3 separate regions of the Homo sapiens genome follow, and all the other regions are linked to region 2. The links are chromatin contacts, found by Hi-C or POLR2A ChIA-PET in ENCODE. All regions are on one chromosome and are shown on one strand. The core of a region is the stretch at or near the end of the contact, and the rest is flanking DNA. Distances in the headings are between cores, read along the strand shown. Region 1 holds the start of ATP8B3 (ATPase phospholipid transporting 8B3). Region 2 holds the start of APBA3 (amyloid beta precursor protein binding family A member 3). Region 3 holds the start of GADD45B (growth arrest and DNA damage inducible beta).

What was found. A loop is a pair of places that touch in the nucleus more often than their neighbours do. ChIA-PET counts read pairs that join two places held with the same protein, here RNA polymerase II (POLR2A). Pooled maps may share reads with other maps.
Region 1: a loop to region 2 is called in a pooled map, with 5 times the contacts of the local background. The contact joins the promoter of ATP8B3 here to the promoter of APBA3 in region 2. A Hi-C loop is called at or near these places in 5 of 50 pooled maps.
Region 3: a pooled map of gastrocnemius medialis shows a loop between it and region 2 (6-fold over the local background). The contact joins the promoter of GADD45B here to the promoter of APBA3 in region 2. A Hi-C loop is called at or near these places in 7 of 50 pooled maps. POLR2A ChIA-PET finds 5 or more read pairs at or near these places in 3 of 52 experiments (MCF 10A, activated B cell and activated T-cell).

The regions. Positions count from the first base shown.
Region 1 is chr19:1,810,893-1,815,056 of GRCh38, reverse strand. ATP8B3 (ATPase phospholipid transporting 8B3) reads left to right here and starts at 2,781. Exons shown (of 29, transcript NM_138813.4): 1 at 2,781-2,871; 2 at 3,173-3,568. The coding sequence starts at 3,321. RefSeq lists enhancers at 1,988-2,147, 2,528-3,273 and a silencer at 2,698-3,067.
Region 2 is chr19:3,758,864-3,763,223 of GRCh38, reverse strand. APBA3 (amyloid beta precursor protein binding family A member 3) reads left to right here and starts at 1,532. Exons shown (of 11, transcript NM_004886.4): 1 at 1,532-1,688; 2 at 2,923-3,535; 3 at 3,624-3,663. The coding sequence starts at 2,960. MRPL54 (mitochondrial ribosomal protein L54) reads right to left here and starts at 542. Exons shown (of 3, transcript NM_172251.3): 1 at 406-542. The coding sequence starts at 523. LOC105372248 (a long non-coding RNA gene) reads left to right here and starts at 584. Exons shown (of 3, transcript XR_936268.1): 1 at 584-666; 2 at 1,018-1,075; 3 at 1,370-1,470. RefSeq lists an enhancer at 179-668 and a silencer at 1,330-1,647.
Region 3 is chr19:2,473,153-2,477,376 of GRCh38, reverse strand. It overlaps GADD45B (growth arrest and DNA damage inducible beta), which reads right to left and starts at 1,250. Exons shown (of 4, transcript NM_015675.4): 1 at 975-1,250; 2 at 747-848; 3 at 126-348. The coding sequence starts at 1,018. RefSeq lists enhancers at 1-9, 80-239, 250-359, 1-590, 520-609 and 2 more and silencers at 1,990-2,099, 2,470-2,609.

The sequences.
Region 1 (4,164 bases), core at 1,532-4,031, 1.9 Mb after region 2:
CAGTTCCAGCCCCAGATCATGGGCCACCATCCTGCAGCTTCTAGTGCCTCTCGGACAGTGGGTGGTGTCCCCAGCCCTGTGTGGAGCTGGGCCCTGTGCACAGAGCTGGCTTCCCTCTCTGCCCTGCCCAGAGATAGGGACTGCACACAGATGGTGAGAGGGGGTTAAAGAGACTGGGAGCTGCTGTGTGTTGCCCGTCAAAGGATGGAGTGCAGACACGGAAAGCTGCTCCGGCCCTTGCCAGGAAACGCCACACATTGTGTAGTGCACGCACGTCTCGGGCAACTGTGGTTGCATCGGGACCCCATTTGGAAATGGGAGGCCCAGGGGTGTTTAGGCCCCACTTTTTATTGACCTCAAGTAGAAAAAGTGATGAGCCTTGCGGGACAGGACCCAGCAGCTGGGGGCAGGTTGCCTGGAGTGGGTTTCCTGCCACCCTGGTCTTGGGCTTCTGCTGAAGGGCAAGGCCAAGGGCACAGGTCCCGGGATGAGGACGTGGGGGCCCTCCCCAGAGGACTCCATCCCAAGGCTCCCTTCCCGGTTCTGGGCTCTGCATCTCTCCAGGGCCCTCCTGGGGGACCGTGGTTAGGCCAGGCCCTTCCACCCTCGAGGGCTGTTCTTGTGACTAGTGACTCTCCCACCTCTTCTGTAAAGGAGTTGTTTTCTTTTTCTTCTTTATTTTTGAGACACAGTCTCGCTTTGTCACCCAGTCTCAGCTGGCTGCAACCTCTGTCTGCCGAGTAGCTGGGATTATGGCTGTGCCATCACACCTGGCTAATTTCGTATTTTTAGTAGAGATGGGGTTTCACCACGTTGGCCAAGCTGGTCTCGAACTCCTGACCTCAAGTGATCCACCTGCCTCGGCCTCCCAAAGCGTTGGGATTACAGGCATGAGCCACTGTGCCCGGCTCTGTGTTCTAAATAAATGGCGCAGGCGTGTATGCGCTCTGTTTCTGTGCATTCCCATGTGATGTCTGCCTCCCCCTTCCCAGAACGCACCTGGTGCCTCAGGACATAGCCCACGGGGGGTCCCAAGGCTGGCCAGCCCTGGCTTCAGCCCCCAGGGACTCCCTTCAGCTTGTGAAGCCACCTGTTGCCACTGGAGGCTTCAGGGCCTTTGCACAAGTGCCCTGGGCAAGCTCCTGCCCCCAGATAGTGCCCCCTGCGAAGGCTGGGGTGGGGGAATCTGGTCCTCACAGCTGCACCCAACCAGGTCTCTTCTAAAGTTTATTAGAACAGTGTGTTCAAACTCCCAGCCCCGGCTTTTTTTCGTAACCACTGAGCAAGCAAGCAAGCACAGGGGAAGTGTTGAAGGAATGAAAGGAGAGAAGTCAAACACAGTGGCCTGCCTGCCTGCTTGTGGTCCCAGCTACTCTGGAGGCTGAGGCAGGAGGATCGCTTGAGCCCAGGAGGTGGAGGCTGCAGTGAGCTCTGATCGCACCACTGCACTCCAGCCCGGGTGACACAGTGAGACTCTGTCTCCAAAAAAAGAGAGGTTCCCTGGCAGCCTCCAGGGCCAAGCAGGCTTCCAATTTGGGCTTCCAAAGAAAGAGGGTTTGTGATCACCGAGAGCCCTCAGGTGGTTGCCGCTTTGATGGGGGAGGTGGCTTCCCTATCCCCCTCCACCCATGTTTGCCTCTCCCTTTGGGCCCTCACCCCAGGTAGCCTCACTCTTGGGGGCATTTCATCTTCAGCAGCCCCTCCGCACACACTTTCTGACCCTGGCTCCAGGCCCTATCGCTGGCCTGGACCCGCCCTAGCCTCGTCGCTGAACTCACCCCTGCCACTTCTTCAGTAAGGATCCCTGAGCCCCTGCCACCTGCTGGAAAGAACCCTGCGGGCTTCCTCTTGGCCTTAGGGTGGTCTCAATGGCTATAACCGCCTCTCCCCAGCCTGGTGCTCAGCCCTGCATCTGCGCCTAGGAGGCGCTCGTTGAACGTGTATGGGATGAATGAACGAACCCAGGACACGGATCAGACATGACTTACATAACCGCCGTTACCTGTGGTCCTTCCTCCTGCACTCTGCCACGCTGGCCGCACCAGCCTCAGCCCCGTCAGGTCTGCAAGGCCCATTCCGACCTGACCCAGGCCCACCTTTCCAAGAACCCTTCCAACCCCGCCCTGCGGTGCAGGTTCTTTCTGCTCCCTGACCAAGCCCGGCCCGGCCCTGCCCTGACACCCTCTTCCCTTTCAGGCTCCGCCCCTGCACTGGCACTGCTCCCTAAGGCCCTCCCAAGGCCCTGCCTTCTGTCCTGGACCCACCCTGAGCGCCCTCCTACCCTGACCCTGCTCTGCGCGGCCCCGCCTTCCTCCTTTGTAACGGCTCCGGATCCCAGCCCCGCCCCTACCATAACACTGCTCCGCAAGGCCATGCTCAACCCCGCTTCCCGCTCTGGCCAAGCCCCTGAGTCCTGGCCCCGCCCCTACTCTGACTTTGCTCAGCGAGACCCCGCTCGTCCTCGCCTTCCTTCTAGTCCCTTCCCCAAAGTCCCGGCCCCTCCCCAGACCCAGGCACTGCTCCCGAGCGTCTTCTATCCCGGCCTGTTCTGCGAGGCTCTGCGAGGCCCCGCCCTTCGGCCGTGACCGCGTCCCTGAGGCCTGGCCCCCATCCTGCTCGGCCGTGCTCCGCTCGGCCCCACCCTCGAGGCCCCGCCCCTTCTTCGCCTTGGCCCCACCCACCCCCTCCAGGCCCCGCCCCCGGCCCCCTTCCGGGGTCCGAACTGGCTCCACCTTCGCCTTGGCCGGGCCCCGAGGCCCCGCCCCGAGATCCCGCCCCCCGTTTCAGGACCGTTGGCACCGGGCTAACGGTTCCACCACGTCCGCCGCCCTGGACGCCCGCGGCCTGCCCCCCCCTGCCTCTCCTGCGCCGGTGAGCGGCGGGTGCTCCCACTGCTGTGCGTCCCCGGGAGCCCGCGCACCCTCTCTGGGCTCCACCCAGGCTGAGAGCTGGGGTCGTGGCGGCGGGGGTGGAGAGCGCGCCCCTAGAGGTTCGCGCGGTCGGGGCCCCGGGGCGGGTGCAGACAGCCCTGGACTCTGGAGCCCTGTCCAGGGCGGTCCTGTGCCCCTGCGGCTGCGGGAAGACGGGGTGGGGGGCTTCCGAGTAATGGGGCATCCCAGTTAGTGAGGGGGCAGGAAGCCAGCGCTGTGTCCGTGTCTCTTTCTGCCCCCAGATACACTTCGAGTGGATTCTGGCCATTTGAGCATTCTCTCCAACTCTCCAATCCCCAGTCTGCCCCCACGGGGGTCTCCCCCACCTCTCCCCCGTCCCACAGCCTAAACCCCTCTTCGCCCTGAACCTCCCTTTTCCTCATGCGGTGAATGGGCACTGGCCCCGCTCAGACTCCCAGGAGCACCAGAGCTGGCCCTGAGCCAAGCCCTGCCCCACCAGGACCTGGGGACACGGGTGACTCAGACGTGACTCAGGAAGGCTCAGGTCCTGCTGGCATCCGCGGAGGTGAGACGGTGATCAGAGCTGGGATGGGAGACTCCCCAGGCAGAGGGGCACCTGAGAGGAGGCACAAGGCCCAGCCTGGCCGGGCTAGGAAGTATGAATGGAGACCAGAAGGGTGAGGACGGGTGCATCGGGTGGCCGGAACACAGGGGCAGGGGCTTGGCGGGGAGGGCACTGCTAGAGAGCTGGCAGGTGGGGGGCCAGTTGCTGGCGTCTAGGGGTGGTTTGCCCATCCTCATAGGGGGCCAAACCAGGGCCCCCGGTGCAGGGCTAGAGCCAGACCCACATTCCTGAACCTGCTAGTGGAGAAGATTCCAGGATCTTCTGACGATGTCCGTCTGCCTCCATCGCCCCCATCAGAGTTTGCTGCCCAGCCTGGGGGGGTGAGGAGGGGAGTGGCCATGCCTGACCCTCATGCTGTGTTTTGAGATATAACATATAGCCCGGGGGTCCCATTCAGTCAGTGAACAGATGACTGAGCCCCTAAGCTGGTGCCACATGGGGAGAGGGGCAGGAGGCCGTCAGTGAAACCAGGAGGAGGTGAGAGTGGTCCTTTCAGGAAAAGCGAGGTGTGGGGAGCAGTGGCCGGAGGCTGGCATGGCCAGAGGCTGGCATGGCTGGCGGTAGAGTCCTTCTAGGCTGTACTGGCGGGAGGCGACCAGGGTGGCTGGCGGGGGACACTGGCAGATGGGCTGTTGCAGGTTTGAGGAT
Region 2 (4,360 bases), core at 283-2,782:
TGTTTGGTAACGTCTTGGCCAAGGTTACCCAGCGATTTGGAGGCAGGCAGAGAAACAGAACTGGAACCCAAGTTCATGACCTCCCCAGACTCCCTTCAAATCCTTTCCAACCCGCGCCTGCGCAGTGAAACGCGTGGTCTCCACGTAACCACATCCTCCTCCCAGGCCGCTCCGCCCCAAGCTGGCGCCTGCGCCCTGGGTCCAATCGCTACAGTATCTCCGAGCCAGACGCCCGAGCTCCAAGCGGCGCTGGGTCCCTCAAACTGCGCCTGCGCATACAGCCTGGCATCCGCCTCTCTGCGCTTGCGCATCAGTTCTAGCACCACCTCCCCAACCACCGCCTGCGCACTGTCAATTCCTCAGTGCACCCACCGTCCCCATTTGGTTCCTCTTAACCCAGCTCACCTGGTTTCTTGGCATAATCCCGGGCCAGGAGTCTTCCGGAAGTGGCGGGGTTTAGGAGCTCCCAGGCCCCCCAGCCGGCCCACGTCCGGGTAGCCCCGAAAAGGCGTTTGGTCGCCATGACGTATTGCGGGCAGCTTGCAAGTGCACGTTTCCGGAAGACGTCAGTGGCCCAAGGGTGTTTGGGAGTTGTAGGCCCCGTGGAAGTGTAGGCCCCGTGGAGGTGTCTGGGAAATGCGGTCTCCCAAGCTTTCATAATCTATGGTGATTTCTTCAGACTTTTGTAGACATACACAGTTACTATAGGAGGAGGCGTTCAAGGGATATTTCATTGACTTCTTGCCCTTCTTCAATTACATAACATTTACTAAAAATATCACACTTTATATGTTCCTGATTCCATCCAATGAGTAATTATTCAAAGCTTTAAAGTTAAAAAAAGAAGATTAACAATGAGTCTAATATACTCCAGTAGGGCTGGAGTCTAATCACTGTTAATTTTTATAACATTATATTTTTAAAATTATATATAACATATATAATACATATAATATATAGTATGTTTTATATATAATATATAAATTAATAATATATATTTTATATATTCTTTTCCAGCTCTACTACTGCTAAATCCTTAACCCGCTTGATCTAATTTAATCCTCACAATTGAGAGGTAGGTACTATTTTTTCCCCAGCTTATAATGAGGAAACTGAGTTCTCAGGGAGGTAAAGTTCCCAGGCCGACCCCAAATCCATGGTGCACCTATGTGTCTCCCTACTGTGAGCCAAACCGAAAGTCCGTCTTTAACAGGGTCTCCACGACGCTTCCGGTGCCTCAAGGTCCCAAGGAAACCACCTCTCACACTTCTTTAATATTTCCCAACCCCACTTCTCCCCATCTGCCATCCTTTGGAATAATGAACACAGCCCCCAGAGCCAGGCAGTGATTATTAACCCTATTTTGCAGGAGAACAAACAGGTCCTGGGGCCAGCCGGGGCAGTCTGCGGGCCGGGAAGCCTGGGATTCGAACTCCCCTCCAACATCTGCAGTTGTCCCAGCGCCCCCGCGTGGCGAGGCTGGGTGGGAGAACTACATTTCCCAGCAGGCCTCGCGAGGCCGCGCATGCTCAATGGGCCAGGGCTCTGCGCGGATAGAGGAGCGGGCGCCGGGACCGGGAATCCCCGAGCTGCGCCTTCTGGGGACGCGGCCCGGGCTACGTCGGGGCCGTCCGTGGGGAGCGGGGTCCTGGAGGCTGCGCGGGGCTGAGGCGGCCTCGATTTGGGAAGTGAGTGTCCTCGAGGTGCAGAGCGCAGTCTGAGTCGGCGCTTGAGGTCTTCGGTCTGAGGGGGGACTAGGGTCTGGGCTTGGGGCTGGGTCCTGAAGTCGGGGTCTGAGTCTGGAGTCGATCTTGGGGTAGCATTGGAGGTTTGGAGACTGGGGTCCGCCTTATGGCGTCTTGGGTCTCTGGTATTAAGTCCAGGGTCCTGGGTCTAAAGTTCTGGATGGAGGTATTGGGGGTTGAGGTCATGGGACTGGGGTCTTGGGTCTGGGGTCTTGGGGAACTGCCTCTGACCAGTCGGTAGAGTCAGGGTGTGAGGTCTGGGTCTCCAGCCTGGGTTCCGCGTCTTGAGGGAGGAGGACCTGGAAGAACCAGGGCTGGAGTGAACAGACTCCATTAGTTGAGAGAGGTCTGGGATGACACAGGGGCTCGGGAAGCCACTGCCTCACACCTCCCCATTCTGTGGCTCAGTTTCTTCATCTGTAAAATGGGAATCCTAACTTCCTTGCAAGGGTTAGTGGGTATTAAATTATGTGCCCTGTATGAACAGTACCCAGCTAGAGCCTAGCACCGGATAGGCAGCCGGGAAACCTCAAGTTTTTTGTTTTTCGGGTTTGTTTGTTTTTTTTAAGACAGGGCCTCACTCTGTCACCCAGGCTGGAGTGCAGTGGCACAATCAAGGCTCACTGCAGCCTCTGCCTCCCCTGGTTCAGGTGATCCTCCCACCTCAGCCTCCCAAGTAGCTGGGACTACAGCCTACACCACCACCCCTAGCTAGTTTTTTTTTTTTTTTTTGGAGATAGTCTCGTCTGTCGCCCACCTTGGAGTGCAATGGCGCGATCTCAGCTCACTGCAACCTCCGCCTCCCGGGTTCAGGCGATTCTCCTGCCTCAGCCTCTTGCGTAGCTGGGATTACAGGTGCCTGCCACCACACCTGGCTAATTTTTTGTATTTTTAGTAGAGACGGAATTTCACCATGTTAGTCAGGCTGGTCTCAAACTCCTGACCCCATGATCTGCCCGCCTCGGCCTCACAAAGTGCTGGGAATTACAGGCGTGAGCCACTGTGCCCGGCCTTAATTTTTTGTATTTTTTGTAGAGAGAGGGTCTTGCTCTGTTGCCCAGGCTGATCTTGAACTCCTGGGTTCAGTCAGCCCTTCTGGGCCTCCCAAAATTCTGGGATTACAGGCATGAGCCACTGCACCCGGGCGAAACCTCAGTGCTGACTCTCTCTCTTTCAGCTGCCTGAAGATGCCGGCCTAAGCCTGGAGTCCAGGCATGGACTTCCCCACAATTTCCCGATCCCCTTCGGGGCCTCCAGCCATGGACTTGGAGGGGCCCAGGGACATTCTTGTGCCTTCGGAGGACCTCACCCCTGACAGCCAGTGGGACCCTATGCCAGGAGGCCCCGGCAGCCTCAGTCGGATGGAACTTGATGAGTCAAGCCTTCAGGAGCTGGTGCAGCAGTTTGAAGCTCTGCCAGGCGATCTGGTGGGCCCATCCCCAGGTGGAGCCCCCTGTCCCCTACACATTGCCACAGGCCATGGCCTGGCCTCCCAGGAGATTGCTGATGCCCACGGGCTCCTGTCTGCCGAAGCTGGCCGGGATGACCTGCTGGGCCTCTTGCACTGCGAGGAATGCCCGCCTTCCCAGACTGGTCCTGAAGAGCCTCTAGAGCCTGCCCCCCGACTGTTGCAGCCCCCTGAGGACCCAGATGAGGATTCTGACTCCCCAGAATGGGTGGAGGGGGCCTCTGCTGAGCAGGAGGGCAGCAGGAGCTCAAGCAGTTCCCCGGAACCCTGGCTGGAGACGGTGCCTCTAGTCACACCTGAAGAGCCACCCGCTGGTGCCCAGGTAGTGCCCGCCCCGCCCTCCAGGCATCCTGGACTGCCTGGAACCAAGCAGGGAGACTCAGTCCTGCCCCTCCTCTATCTTCTTCCAGAGCCCCGAGACCCTGGCTTCCTACCCTGCCCCCCAGGAGGGTGAGTGTCCCGCCCACCCTAGCCTCAGGCACTGAAGGCCCCTAGACAGCCAGAATCAGGCTCACCAGCCTGGCAACAGCTTGCCAGTAAGGACGAGGTTCTCGGGAGCCTCTGAGGGTGGTTTCGAGCAGATTCCGGCTGGCCAGGGAGAGGAGAGCCAGCCTTGAGAACGGGGTAGAGTGAGAAGGGGACTGTGGGGCAGCTCCGGCCATTGGCAGCACTGGGTTCTAGAACCGGGCTTGGCAAATCATCGTCGTCGGGCCAGACCCAACTCACTGCCTGCTCACGTAGGTCTCGAGTTAAAGATGGTTTTTGCGTTTGGGGCTTCTTTACTTTTTTTGATGACTTCTGTTATCCAGGCTGGAGTGCAGTGGCTTGATCTCAGCTCACTGCAACCTCCATCTCCCAGGTTCAAGCGATCCTCCCACCTCAGTTTCCCAAATAGCTGAGACTACAGGTGCGTGCCACCACGCCCAGCTAATTTTATTTCGTATTTATTTGGGTAGAGATGGGGTTTCACCATGTTGCCCAAGCTGGTTTCAAACTCCTGAGCTCAAGCGATCTGCCTGCCTCAGCCTCCCAGAGTACTGAGATTACAGGCGTGAGCCACCATGCCCGGGTGTCCTTTGCATTTTTAATTGACTTTTTTTTTCATTGAAAGAAGAATACTATTTCTTTCTTTCTTTTTGAGACAGAG
Region 3 (4,224 bases), core at 1-2,500, 1.3 Mb after region 2:
CTGCCCACGGGACATGCCAAACGTGGCTGAGCGCTGAGCTGTGCAGGACCAGTCAGCCCGACTTTGTTGACAAACACCGGCCCAGGTGCCCGGGCGTGGCGGGGCAGGGCAGAGGCCCGACTCACCGTGACCAGGAGACAATGCAGGTCTCGGGCCTCGGTGGTGCCCTGGGTCTCGGCCGGCTCTCCCAGGAGCTGCGCCAGGCGCTGCATGCCCGACACCCGCACGATGTTGATGTCGTTGTCACAGCAGAAGGACTGGATGAGCGTGAAGTGGATTTGCAGGGCGATGTCATCCTCCTCCTCCTCGTCAATGGCCAAGAGGCAGAGGACCACGCTGTCTGGGTCCCTGAGGGGGCCAAAGGGTAGGGATGGGTCAGCCGGGGACAGGGGAGGGGCCACCGTGCAGGGGGAGTTTGCAAAAAAGGAGCGTGCAAGAGCAAAAGAGAAACTGCAAGGGTGCAGGGGATTGCCTCTGCAAGCTGGTGACGGTGGGGGGAGGGGAGGGCACACGGTTCAAAGTATGGGGTAGGGGGAGACAGGCCCACGGCGGGAGGGGTGTTTGCAGACGATACATCAGGATACGGCAGCCCCCGATCCACAAAACGGCAGAGAAGCTCTGCATCCACAGCGGGGGGCACTTGGGGAAGTCCCAGCTCCATGCAAGACAAGCGTGCGGAAAGCGTCCAGAGCGGAGGGGAGGTCCCGTCCCACCCGCGCCCAGCCCGGGAAGGGGGTCTGACTCACACATTCATCAACTTGGCCGACTCGTACACCCCCACTGTGAGGCGATCCTGGCGCTGAGCGGCCACCAAAAGCTCCTCCACCGCGGCGGTCACCGTCTGCATCCTGAGACCAGGAAAGAGGGATCAGTGACGGGCGGACCACCGGGTGCTACGTTCCGCTCCCGGCCCGGCCCAACCCGACCCATCCCGTCCCGGCTGACCTCAGGCGGCGGCAGCCCCGGCTACTTACTTCTGCGCCGCGTTGTCGCACGCCACGAGCTCTTCCAGCGTCATGTTGCAATTATAATCCACAGTGGATGCGGCTCCACGGCAGTCCCCAGGGAGAAATTGCAAAATCCGAGCCAGAGAGCCCAAAACCTTCCCACAGAGCTAGAGCGCTCGTCCAAGACCTTCGGGAAGCAGCGAAATCCTTCCAGAAAAGGCGGAAAAATATATTGCAAAGTCCTTGGCGAGGATAATCCAGGAAGTTGCGGAAACCAACGGTAGTCCGACGCTTCGGCGATCTGAGCTGGGAGCCTCCGGCACCGACTTTTATAGACTTGAACATTGGGCGTGGCCTCAGTGGAGTCATTCGCCCCTCCTATTGGTGGAAAGACAAGGGCGAGTGCAGCTAGCTCTGCGGTTGGCCGACGGAGGGGAGGGGGAGGAGCGGCGTGCGGGGGCGCCCCACGTGGGGGCGAGAACCGGGAGGAGGGCGCGCGGGGGCCGGGTAGGTGACCGCGAATGCCAGAAAAGAAAAAAAAGCAGAAGTTTTTTTCTCCTGATTTCCCGGCAGCCGAGCCGCGGTTCGGGGCGCGCGCGGGATTTCCAGCGCGCGAGGCGGCCCGGACTTTCGGGGGGGCCTGGAATCCCCTCCCGATCCGCGGAGAGTCCCGGACCGCGCCTTTCCCAAGTTCTGCTGGGGGTGGAGGGGCTGCACCGGGAAGGGGCCCCGTTTGCAGCGTGATCTCGCCCAGGTGGTGGTGAGGGCCGGAGTCTCTCCTGGCTGCGACGACCCCAGCCCCTGGGTGATTTCGCTTCTCCCGGCCTCTCTGTTCCCGTCTGAGTAATGGGTCTGCAGCGCCGGCCTCGCTGGTTTGCAGAGCATGGCATAAAATACGGCTGACAGTAAGAGCCCAATACACATCAGCTGTCACCTGGTGGTCGCGGGAGGCCTCCTCGAGGGCCCCGAAAGTGGGAGGTTGCAAAGCCCGGGGCGCTCTGGAGAAGAAAGTGGGCGCCTCCTCGCCGACCCCGCGAGTATCAGGGTGGGGTGCGCGTGGGAGGTGCAGGTGGCGCGGCCCCGCCCCCGCCGGCTGCCTGGCGTTCCAGCCTTTGCCCGTGCGGAGGCCTCCAGGCCCTGGAGAAAGCCATTGTTGAGGGGAATGGTGCAGGCTCCGGCTGCACGCCGCCACCCAGGGCCCACGTGCAAGGATGACGGCTACTTTTATTTCTCACTCCGGGGTGGGCGCTGACCTGCATTGAGTGCGTGGTGCGGACCTGGTACCCCCCACCCCTCCGGATTCATGGATGATTTAATCCAAGACCTGGGAAGCAGGGGGGATGCTTATGTGCATTATGCAAAAGGGGAAACTGAGGCTTGGTGAGGCCATAGGCTAGTTCGTGTTGGAGCCACGCGTGTGCGCCAGGCACGGCCGCCTGCAGGACTCCGCCGCCCCGGGAAGGCTGTTCAGGAGCGAGGCTGGCAGGCCCCGCATGACAACGTCTCCCACGGTCGACTGGGGGCTCCCGGGTGACTCACATCTGAGTCCCCTCCCCCGCCAGCCTGGGGTCTGGCCTCCGCCCGGCGGCTCACTTTCCCCAGTTGCCCGGCTCCCCGGCCCGCGGGTCCGGCTGACGCATCCCACCTCCTCCGCGCCGCCCACCGCTGGGGCACGAAATGTCCCGGGGCTGCGAGGCGCGGTGGCGCCATCTGGTGGCCGCGCCGAGTTTCTGCGCCCTCAGCGCCGGAAGAGAGGGACGGACGGGCGGGGCACTGGGCTGGAGGCGGGGGATAAGGGGACCGTGGCGGTTGCAACGTTTTATGTAACTTTATGCAATGTTTTACGCATGCAACATACATATTTATATTTTATAATTTCAATTTAAAAGTTAAATCGGCCGGGCGCGGTGGCTTACGCCTGTAATCCCAGCACTTTGGGAGTCCGAGGCGGGCGGATCAACTGAGGTCAGGAGTTCGAGACCAACCTGACCAACATGGCCAACATGAGCTGAAGATAAGGAAGATCAGGGAGGTGGGTGGGATAAGTGCAAAGTCAGATTCTGTCTTTATTTACAATTTTGATATTTTGTTCCTCATGGATACTTGGGCATTGATTTTGATTTTTAAAAAGTATTGCAGGCTGGGTAATCCCAGCACATTAGGAGGCTGAGGCGGGCAGATCGTGAGGTCAGTTCGAGACCAGCCTGACCAACATGGTGAAACCCTGTCTCTACTAAAAACACAAAAATTAGCTGGGCGTGGTGGCACGCGCCTGTAATCCCAGCTTACTCAGGAGGCTGAGGCAGGAGTATCACTTGAACCCAGGAGGTGGAGGTTGCAGTGAGCCGAGATCATGCCACTGCACATGGCATGGTGACAGAGAGAGACTCCATCCTCCCCAAAACAAACAAACAAACAAACAAACAAACAAAAAGGCCGGGCACGGTAGCTCACTCCTGTAATCCCAGCACTTGGGGAGTCTGAGGCAGGAGGATCACCTGAGGCTGGGAATTCAAGACCAGCCTGACCAACCTGGAGAAACCCCATCTCTACTAAAAATACAAAATCAGTCGGGCGTGGTGGCACATGCCTGTAATCCCAGCTACTCTGGGGGCTGAGGCAGGAGAATTGCTTGAACTTGGGAGGCAGAGGTTGCAGTAAGCCGAGATTGCAGTGAGCCGAGATCGTGCCACTGCACTCCAGCCTGAGTGACAGAGTGAGACTCAGTCTTTAAAAAAAAAAAAAAGAAAGAAAGAATGGGGTGTGTTGTGTGCACCCAGCTACTCCGGAGGCTGAGACAGGAGGATCACTTGAGCCCAGGGGTTCCTGGCTGCAGTGAGCCGGGATTGCACAGTTGCATTCCAGCCTGGGCAACAGAGTGAGACCCCGTCTCAAATAAATAAATAAAATAAGGGCTGGGCACGGTGGCTCATGCCTGTAATCCCAGCACTTTGGGAGGCTGAGGCAGGTGGATCATCTGGGGTCAGGAGTTCAAAACCAACCTGGCCAACATGGTGAAACCCCGTCTCTACAAAAAATACAAAAATTACCTGGGCATGGTGGCACATGCCTATAATCCCAGCTACTCGGGAGGCTGAGGCAGGAGAATCGCTTGAACCCGGGAGGTGGAGGTTGCAGTGAGCCGAGATTGCACCACTGCATTCCAGCCTGGGAGACAGAGCGAGACACTGTGTCAAAAATAAAGCAAATAAAATAAATAAAATAAGGCGAGCAAAGCAGGGCCTCAGAGAATATGTGTCCAAGTCCTTCTTCCGTG